2 separate regions of the Mus musculus genome follow, and region 1 is linked to region 2. Evidence: chromatin loops called from intact Hi-C (ENCODE). Cell type or tissue: left cerebral cortex. All regions are shown on one strand. Each heading gives the region's core, and the rest is flanking DNA. Links, peaks and the distances in the headings are about the cores only.

Region 1 (5,375 bases), core at 109-5,108, 350 kb before region 2:
TGATTTAGAAAAGGTTGACTCTCCGGGCTTTACAAACCAGGGACAGCACAAAAGAAAATAAGAAAAAACACAGAGGGGACTTGAGCTAATATCTACAGAAAAAGAAATGTCCTTTGCTGATAGATTCATTATTTTTTCTAAACATCCGTGTATGGAAAGCCGTCAATGTGGCACTCTTTGGTCTGGCATATAATCTTCAGTATACAAACGTGTAGTTTTAAATTTTCTTTTAACAAATCAATGAAATGCATAATAGTTCCATGTCTAATAGCATAATGCAATGAGTTAAAAGTATAATAGCTGTGTTCCTGGGTAGCATAACCATAAGTGAGCTACTCAGTCATTTCCAAAGAGTGAAAGAAACGAGTGGTTTTATACCAACCACTTCTACTTCCTATTATAATACAATTTTTCCCGTCACCAGCAGCCTGAAATTATAAAGAGCAAAACATTTAATGAACGTGCTCTCATTAACCGATGCATATCCAGTAACGCTGGGGGAGAGAAAGCCAAGACTCACAGTTTGAATGGTCCTAGAACAACCTTAACAGCAGCTTGTTAACAATCAGACTGAGGGGTATTACACTGTTTCAGCAATTTGGAAGCAATTTATTTTATTTATTCTCACCACCGCACTTTTTGGACCTATAATATATTCCATCCATCAGAAAGCTTTATCTCAGCTGGAAAACATGAATTCTTATTTTGGCTTCTAAAACTCCAATTCTTTCCTTGAGTCTAAGTGCCTTTAGAAATTGAAATGCTCACGGTTGACATTTATTCTTATAGGTAAAATACATACTCACATTCATATTTCAGGAGAGTGTGCATTTAAATTCATACCCAGAAAAAATAAATAAATGTTAAAAATAAATAAAATGAAATTCACACCTTGTCAAGAGTATAATTGAAAATGAAAACTTTCCTCCATTCCTTTGCTTTCAGCTTGCATATTAAGTTTCTTATTTACTGCCTATCATAAATATACTATAGATCCACATCTGTAAAGACCAAATGGCACTGCTACAGGATGCTTTATCTAACATTGGGATTATTCTATCAGAGTAATCCGATTTGTAGTTCTCATTTCTGGCTAAAAGGAATAAAGATGCTTGAGCTTGAATGTATAAGGATGGGGACAAAAACATGGAATAAGTGTCATCGAATGATCTACGTTTGACTAAGTGGATGCATAGCTGATTCCTTTCATTTTTTGATAGTAAAACTGTGACAATACACAGCATAACTGAACACTTAAGTGTTTACTTAGCAAGTAGATGTAACATGGTGTTATAAACTAGACCAAATTGCAGCATATACTTCCACACATCTATCTAATGATTACAGAAATACAAGTTTGGGGTATCTATTCATATCCAATCCAGTGACAGAGGAAGAAATATTAAAGAGTTCCATTCTGTTTGATTACTTTGTAATTATTTTTGCAGAAAATTTTCATAGATACCCCTACATAAAAATGTATCCTGAAAATCACGGCTGGGAGATGAAGAAACATCCCCAAAGATGAGCCCCCTGTTTGTCCCAAAACCAAGTGGTCAGCCCTAAAAACATACTAAAATATATACATATAAGCAATGCTAGATGGGCTCAGCAAGTTATGTGTGTGTTTAACGAGAAAGAGGCAATGAATTTGAGAGGGAACAAGAGGGGAGACCGGAGGACCTTGAGGGAGGAGAGGGAGAAGAGAAACCATTTAAATACAATACTCATATATGAAATTTAAAAGAACTACAGAAGAAAAAATGTGGCCCAAAAAACAAACACAAAAAAAAAACCATTCTGAGTTTTGATAGAAACTGTTCAAGTTATACATGAATAAATATTCATTGTTTTTATTTCAATACATAACCTCTGTCTATATTAGTATCACTAAGATAACTTCCTATAAAACATATATACATGCACTTGAAACCCAGAAGCCAAATTTGGTGTTTTATGGGTGGTAGCCAAAGTTTCAGAATGGCAAGTTACAAAGTAATGTTTATTGAACTACAACAATAATTACGTTGTTGGTCGAAAGATAAATGTATAAATATATTCGTAGAAAGAATAATAGACTAATGACAGATAAATGCATATTTACATATACATATATAGAAAAATGAGAGACAGACGGACACAGAGACAAATTATAAAATACAGTACTGGGGACAAGACATACTAACTGGATTAGATTCAGATTTTCAAAAAGTATCTGTCAAGCAGCAGTGCCTGAGTCTGTGTCTACAAGCTGACCAAACTGTTTTGCCTAAATTCACAAGTGAGTTTAATGAATGAGACACTTGACTCCCTGCCACCTTTGTTTGACCAAAACCACCTGTTAAGGCACTTATGCAAAGCCTTGCTTTCCTGATCTTCCCAAACCCTTTCCCTTTCTACAGCTCTGCTCAGTTGGCTCCTCCAAGCAGCCTTTACTGGTTCAATTGTTTTCTCAATTGTGATCGGAGTTAAGGAATAACCATTTGTTCCCCAGGACACACATTTTCCTGGGATTGAGTGAGTTACAGTAATCGACTGAGCTGATGGATGCCCTGGGCAGAACCACTGGAAAGCCCCTGAGGAGCAGATTAAACTCCTGAGCATCCCAAGAAATCTGCCACAATCTAAAACTCCATGAGCTGCTAGTTTGGCATTCATTCCACCATCTCGTAGCCAACACTCCGCTTCTGAGCTAAAGAACTGAAATTCTCACTCAGCCATAATTTCTCTTGAGACTAGCCAATAAACTGACGTGGATCAAGCCAACCCACAATTCTTTAAGAAGCGGCCGCTCGATGGCAATGTACTGTTCATCTTACTCTGAGCTAAATACCTTTGATATGTGTGACGACAAGGGACATGCAATTGTGCAATTTTTAATTGAGATGCGCTCATTTCCATTTTAATCGTTAATACACTTCTCTATAGGAAACAACACATCCATGGGAAAGAGGAGGGAAAAGCCCAAGAGTACATGCCTAGAAGACTCACTTGCTTTCTTTAAGCATGAGATACCCACCACCTTCCACAAGATGGCAGGCACTTTTCATTTTACTCTTGGTGATCAAGAGGAAATTGTTCCACTTGCAAATGACAACAACCCCAGGTAGCTAGGGTGACATTTGCTTTACATTATGATACACACTAATTAATCATTAGTGATCCCAGAAGTAAGTCTGCTAAAAATCCTTTGCAATGGCTTTTCCCAGCAGGGGCTTTCAATATTGATACTATTACATGCACATATGTTCAGCCAGTATATATTCTAGCCATGGTTTTAAGCTTTTAAGGTATTTTAATTAATATTGCCTCGATTAATATTTACATCTCATTCATAAGGGAAAATAGCAAGGCTAGTAAAAATCAAAACAGGAAGGGAAAACAATAAACAGGGCTTTGCAGAGAGCTGAAGGCAGCTGCCAAACTTTCAGCATGAGGCACCTCTGTCTTCAGGCATCTGACATCTTCAACTTTGTCTCTGGCCTACCTTTCAGTTACTAAGACAAGCATCTGCTTTAAAACAATCAAAAAAGAAAAAGAAAACCCAAGAACAAAATAAAAAATAAAAAACCTGGGCTGGCACTGCCACTGAACAGCATGTATCCTATGACTTAAAAGCACAAAAGGTAAAACAAAAACAAACAAATACACACATACACAAAACCCAGGTATTCATGTATCCCAAATTGGCCTCTATTTTATAGCTGAGGCTAACTTTGCACTCCTTCTTCTGCCTCTACCCTTGCCCAGACAGTGTTTGGATGGCACACATACACTATCATGCCCAGTTGTATGCAATGCTGAAGAAGGAACTCAGAACTTCTTATGTGAGACGTAACTACTCACTCAACAAACTGAACTACCATTCTTTGTCCCCTCAACTGACAAGAAATGCTCATATTGCCCTCGAACATCGACACGATTCCTCTGCGAAAGCTTCGCTGTGCTATGCAAGTGTGATGAGCATCAGCTGTGATCCACCAAGCTGTAGAACATAAGCACTGTCTTATCTCCAACAGGAGCCTTCTGACTCTACACTCCCTCACTCCACTGGACTCACTCCTTGTGGCCTACATTTCTAGCAGTCTATAGACTGAGACTGCTGAATGCCTTTTCCTCTGTAACCAATAACAATCTGTTTCCCTTTATTTCATCTTTTTCTGATACTACTGTGCTAAGTGCAATAAAAATGCCCCATACCTATTATTCCACTCATTCCCGCCTATAAAGATTGTAGTGAACACTCAGACAACTCATCCTACAGAGTGACCCCCACTGTGTAGCCTTACGTTCCAATTTGCAACACTGCTGCAAGACCCTAACTTGCTTTCTGACTTCTCCCTTGAATTTTCAAACTGCCAGTGTATAAAATATAGATGTCTTTAGTTCTGTCCCTTTCACCTCAGTCTTTTGGTTATCTTTGCTCAATCTCCTTTTCTTTTTTATTGTTTTGTCTTAGTTTTATCTTCCAAAGTCTGTCTTAACTAATTGTAGCATCCCAATACAGTTCCTCTTACCTTTTTCTGTATAGTCTTTTTCTTTAAGTCTTTGAGTCTACCCTGATGTGTTTCAAGGTTTTCAGCTATGATGCTTTACTTATGCATTGGGTTTTACTGCCACCCAGTACACATTCTCACATCGTCCTTACTCACCATGATCTAATGTAACCAACAGTGGTCTAAAGAATCTTACTTCTTGCTCATTCGTGAAATAGCCTACATTATATTACTAAACATTCTTCACGCTGCTGGGACTGAAACCTGGGACTTCATACATGTGAAGGCAAGCTCTCTAACACTACCACTGGCCGACATCCACAGTCTTAGAAACTTTCAAAACGGATGCCCTCTTTTTTTTTTTTTCCCCAAATCATCCATTCTCTTTTAAATTCCCTGTAAATGTATGCCATCCCATAAATCAATGTCAAACTTACAGTGTGGTCTTTACCTTTACCATTTTGGCAATGACCTTTAATTTCCACCACTTTGTGGTAAAAACATTTCTGTTCATCACCCTGCCTCTCTACTCTATTTATTTTTATCTTCTACCATGATTAATCACTTCATCAAACTTTGAATGTCAATGTCCCAAAGGCTATGCCCTTAAGTGCCTGTTTCATACTCTGCATTTTCTATTTTATCCTTTTTTTCCTCCTGGGCTATCACAAACAGTCTTATAAATGTAAAACAAATGACTGTTTTTTTTTTTTTGTTTTGCTTTGTTTTTTTAAGGCAGGGTCTCACTATGTATCATTGGCTCTCCAGGAACTCACTATGTAGATCAAGCTGGCCTCAAACTCAGAGAGATTCATTTGCCTCCTAAAAGCCAAGATTACAAGGGTGCGCCACTGTATCCATTCTAAAATAATACTTTCA
Region 2 (5,375 bases), core at 200-5,199:
TGCATGGTGCTGAAGGTCCGGTCGCAGCTCTTCTTGGGCCGGCTCAGCTGAGCCTCCTCGATCCACTTACAGGACAGCTCCTGCTTGATGGGCTGCCGCATGTAACGGAAGAAGGCGCCCGGCCCGTGGTGGGCCGCCACGTTCACGCCCATGTTCATGTTCATGGGGCTATAGTTAGGGAACTGCGCACTGGCCGCGTAGGGGTCCGTGCGCGGGCTAGCCACGGGGCGGTATGGGTCTGCACGGCCAAATAGCTCCCCGCGCAGCCCCAGATGGACCTGGTTGTTGTCCACGTGCCCTGTGGGCGACGGGTGCCCAGCGCCCTGCTCATGAAGCCCAGGAAAGAGCAAGTAGCTAGGAGGCTCAGGAATACCAGCTGGAGCGTGAAGACTGCTCGCCGAGCCAGCGAAAAGCCCGTGCTGCCCGCCCCCGGAGGCTGCCTCGCTGAGCCCAGAACCGCGCTGACGGAACAGAAAGTCGCGCGTGGAGTTGAAAGCGGCGGAGGCAGCGCCGCCGTAGGTGGGCACCTGGCTGGCGTGATGGTGGTGATGGTGGTGGTGATGGTGGCCCAGGGCATTGGCATAACCTGAACCCTGCGGTGTGAACGCTGAGCTCTGGCCCGAAGACAGATCGTGAGCGGTGGCTGGGCTCAGCTTGAAGGCAGCGGCGGCAGCGGCGGCGGCCGCAGCGTGGGTTGAGTCCCCGAAGGGATTCAATCCCATGCCTGCAGGCTCGCGGTTGGGCATCTCGTGGTGGCGCGGAGCACCGAAGCTGCCCACTCCCAACCCAGGGAACTGCGGGCCTCCGTCCAGGAGCATCGTCATAGGTAGGGTGTTCTGGACACAGAAGATCCGGCCGAAGTGAGCAAGGGTGCAGGCGAAGGAGATCCCTGAAGGGCCGTAGTCGGAAAGGGATGGCGGCGGTTGAACACTGCCTGGAGACCCCCTAGGCGCTACCCGGAGCTGCAACTTTCCTAGGCTGCGAGAGTCTCCTGCAGAGGGACGGGAGGGAGGAGGGGAAGAAAAAGGATTGGGGGGAGGGCGATGGGAGAGGAGGAGGGAGGAGAAGGGAGGAGAAAAGACTCTAGGACTAAATCTGCTTAACAAACTAACAGGAGCGCACAAAGAAAAATAAGCAAAATAATAAGTGGAGGGCGGGGTTTGTCAATCCTGTCCCGGACACCCCTCCTCTACTCAAGAGCGCGGAACCACGGGGCCAGAGGCTCCTCGGGTCCCGGCTTTCAGGAGCAACTGCACCAAGAAGCAGAGGCGGAACGTGGCCAGAGGGCAGGCAGCCTGCAGTAAGCAGGCTCGAACCTCACTGCTCGCTTCGCGAGTCCAAGCCTCTTCACCTCCAGAGTAATGTCCTTGGACTGATAAAGTCAATCACTCACTCCTCGCACATAAACCGAGCGGGAGGCTGGGCAGCGCGCACCAATGGGGAGCCAGCTGGCCTGAGATCACCTGACCCCCGGCCCTGTCGCCCATTGGCCACCGACACAATGATTGGCAGCGCGAAGCGGAGAACATGGCAGCCGCTGCCGGGCGACCCCAGCTGATTGGGTAGCTGCGGAGCGCCCGGCAGGTGAGGCAGCCGCTGCTCAGCGTCCCTGAAAGGGATCCGCCGGGTTTGCGAGGCTGTGGGGAACTGGGGCCAGGCTTCCGCAAGCGGCGGGACAGAGCTGAGCCTCTCCCTGGCTTGGCCCTGCTCTAAGCCGGCAGCAAGCACCCCTCGCACGCTCTGTACCCGCCTAGACTAAAGAAACTCTTTGACCCAAGAAGATACTTGTCGTTGCCGTTCCCTTTCGGTCCAGAAGACACTGTGGTACCCACTTGGGACCCTGCTGCCTCACCACCTTGAGAACGTTTTCCTTCCGTAGGTACCGAGAACAAATTCCCGCATGAGTGGGGCAAATCTGTGTTCCTGATCAGCTGTGGCTTTCACCCCACACCCCATTAGATTATAAACCCAGGCCGGTTCAGTTTCTTCCCTGCCTGTGCCCCAAACTAGAGGTAGCTGTCCACTGCCCAAACTAGAAGAAACGATAGCTCATAGAGCCTACTAACGGTAATTCGGAGTCAGACTGTGACCGTGTGGTCTGTGATTAGCGGCTGTACTCACTGCTTCTCAGCAACATCCCCTTGTCCCGTGATAGAACAGACAACAATACAACAGCCATGTACAACACAACCTAAGCAAATAGCAGGAAACACGAATGAAACACAGAAAGCAAGCACACCTCCTGAAAGACGCAGAACATACTAAATAAAGTAAGCAACACAGTATCAACACTAAACAAAGCACAGAGAGCATATAGACACATACCAGAAACAAGCATAGATGCTAAATTAATGTGTAAGAACACAGCCTATGTATACAAAACACAGAGTAAAAACATACTAGACAGTGACTGTGCTTTTCGTGTGGCTGGAGCAACAAGCTTTGAATACTCAACATTCTGAAATGCCGAAGTGTTAAAAGGACAACAGGGAATGGAATTTTCCTCCCCTCTTAACATCCCGGGCTTTGCTCTCTTCTATGCCTATCCAGTGAAGCACCTAGTGACTCAGGGAAGCAGTCAGTCCCTCAAGGAATTGCTTTCCAGGGAACTGTGCTGGAGTGGCCTCTTTACCCACCACTCTTCCCCCTGGTGAGAGGTTTTTTGTTTTTGTTTTTTTTTTTTGTTGTTGTTGTTGTTTTTTGTATTTTTTCCCCCTCTGAACAAAATGACCAGAAGCAGGGTTATAAATCCACCCATGATTTGTGCGGCAAAGCACTAGCAAAGGGTGGAAGAAAGTGAGTGGGAAGAAAAGACTGAGAGGTGGCTGGGATTGTCACATCCCAAGCAGGGCAAAGCCTCTAAAAGTCTATGCCTTGAGGCAGGCTCACAGCCTGGCCGCCATCTCTCTGTAGCAAACAACAACTGATCAAGTTCAGAGGCGCCAGGAGAGACCGCCTCAAGCAGCGCGTTAGAACTGCAGCTTTTCCGGTTCTGCCCTCCTCCTATCTGACTGATCTGGCCAACACCTCACCTTCTAAGATAGTTTGCGGAGAGAAGGTGCTACTGGCACATCTTATAGTAAGTCACCCCTTCACAGCCAATTCACCCCAATCTCACTCCACATTTAGAGCCCACTCCCCAGATTGCAAGGTGAGAGTGCACTGATGACTTTTAAATTATTGCATTTACCGAAAACAAGCTCTTAAAAAAAAAAAAAAGAAACCTCTCTTCTCCCTCTACAGAGTTTCTTTGCGGGTGGAGTGGGGAGTTTTAGAGAAATATACAAATATACTTAAATCATGCAAATGAATTCCGTGGAGTCAGGTTTGCAAAAAAGGTTGGTTTGCTTTTCTTCCTTTTTCCCTTTGTCTTATTTTTCCTTAATTTCCTTCTGAGCATCCCAGTACCTCTCCTCACCCCTACCACCCCAAGACGTCTAGCTGCTTAGTAAAAAGTTTGGATCCTGTCAGCTTGGAGACTCAGGGAAAGCAGCTGTCCCGCTACCGCTGCTGCAAGAGTTTCCCGGCAGTCCCTGCAGATACCCGGATAAGCGAGGGTCTAGAAGGATTGGAAGTCTGAGCAAGCTACCCGGCAATGGCTTGGAGAAGAGGGTTGGTAGTTGGGGACTAGCATTCCTCTTTTTGGGGAGGAGTCTCGAACGCAGGGCAAGGGGATGCTGCCGCCGCTGACCTACCGGGTACCGAGTGTCCGTTTTGATGCGGCCACATTCCGATAATTAATTGCCTCCAGCACGTGCTCTGCAGTCCCTGGAACAAAAAGGCATAATTCAATTAGATCATCAACCGAGAAGTGGGAAGGTGGGAAGGGGGAGGGGTGAGTCCCAGTTAAGGGGCAGACCTGAGGCGGTTCAGCTAGGCCAAAACCCAGGCAGAGGAGCTCTTCCCAAGGCAGCCAGGCCCCTTAGGAGTGCAGTTGTTCAGTGAGGCTCAGGGGTTCCAGATATTTCCCAAAGGATGAGACTGGGGACTCTATGAGCAGCAGGGCACAAGGAGACCATTTCGAATTCTGTTGTGGTTGGTATGGGTGGGAGTTTCCATATTTGGGGAGGGGAAGCCCTGACTCTTAGTCGCGATGGAAAGCAGTATGTCTCCAGTTGTAGCAAGTCACCGCATGAAAAAAATCAAGTTCCCTGCGCCTCACAGAACGCCTCACAGTGTTGTTGGGCAAGAGAAAAGTTAACTTTTCTCAGGACTTGCAGCTTCTCTCTCAAGTTGCTTTTTTGGAAGGAGACTCTGGGAAAGACTTGCGGTGGGGGGTGGACCTAGAGCTTTGGGGAGCTGAGTCCAAGAGCCAGCCGAGTGGCGACTAGAAAGAGCAAAAACTTCCCCCATACAGAAGCTAGGGCCAGAGGTGGAAAGCATTCTTAGTCGTGTCCCCTCCCCTCCCCCTCTCCCAGGTGCAGGAAGGAATCATGGCGTCAGACAGGACCACTCGAACCTGGGTCGTGGTTCTTATTTTCCACTATAACCGAAGCTCCCTCAGCAACTTTGGCTTACTGGGGTTTACATGTGTATTAGGCAGCCTAAATTAACCAATAAATCTCTTTTATGTGTCCCCCAGTTGTATGTGGTCTGGTCTAAATATCCACATGTCTGCATGGATAGGAAATATAATAGGATCCTTTCCCTCACACTGAGTTCAAACAGTAAAGGGAGAAAAGATTATTTTTTATACCCAAATCTAAAGCAATAAATAAAATCAGAGAAGCCTATCATTGCCAAACGAGCAAGGCTTTTGAGTCTGAGTCTTTGTAGAACCTATCTTGGAGGAGGAGGAGAGAGAAAAAGGACCGCTGTGAGGGGCAACAGGGTAGAACTGGCTTCTCCATAGACCCCAGAGCCTCAGTAGGCAGCACTTTGCCCTTCTTCCCTTCCAGTCGCCTCAAAAAAACAAAACATGTGCCGCACATTGTGTTATCATGCAGTGTTTTTTAAAAAATTCTGTAGCGGACACGAAATGATCCTAAGTCAGAGACCTAGCAATTTTCTTTAAGTCCAAGGGAAACACTGCGGTCTTTTCTTCTGTTTTATATTTAGAAAAGACTTGCAATCTAACACTCACAACATTTTAAAGACCCTTTAAACCCAGCAAGCGGATTTCCGTTCTGCCAATGCTTCCTGATTTATTTCAATAAATGAATCTTTGAATCCAGGAAGGGAATTATTCCAAGACGCTGAATTTGGTGCCCCTGATTCTCCCCAATGGAGTACAAAGTATTTCTCGTTGAAACGTGTCCCTGAAACTCACCATTTTTCAAAGGTTTTTTTGTTGTTGTTATTTTTATTTTTCTGGTAAATGACAATTTCTTTACATAAATCTCCACCCTCTCTTCAGAGTCCCAGATCTTTTAAAA

The links. Hi-C counts contacts between places; a loop is a spot of excess contacts. Peaks named below come from ENCODE experiments on the same cell type or tissue, not always from the same donor. Only the 100,000 strongest peaks of a DNase experiment are listed, where the experiment ranks them.
Region 1: a loop joins it to region 2, with 2.6 times the contacts of the local background. A loop is called at or near these places in 2 of 42 quality-filtered maps.

Annotation. Positions count from the first base shown.
Region 1 is chrX:58,375,771-58,381,145 of GRCm38, reverse strand. No RefSeq gene overlaps it. Among named protein-coding and RNA genes, the nearest start is that of Gm25851, 20 kb to the right of the region's middle. In left cerebral cortex, for the core only: a CTCF peak has its summit at 3,025 (motif pointing right); a DNase peak (open chromatin) is centred at 3,012.
Region 2 is chrX:58,026,630-58,032,004 of GRCm38, reverse strand. Zic3 (zinc finger protein of the cerebellum 3) reads right to left here and starts at 1,377. Exons shown (of 3, transcript NM_009575.2): 1 at 1-1,377. The coding sequence starts at 824. RefSeq lists enhancers at 1,372-1,401, 1,544-1,574 and a cis regulatory region at 1,554-1,562. In left cerebral cortex, for the core only: no CTCF peak of the experiment used is centred there; DNase peaks (open chromatin) are centred at 486, 1,451 and 2,241; H3K4me3 peaks cover 1,698 bases; H3K27ac peaks cover 222 bases.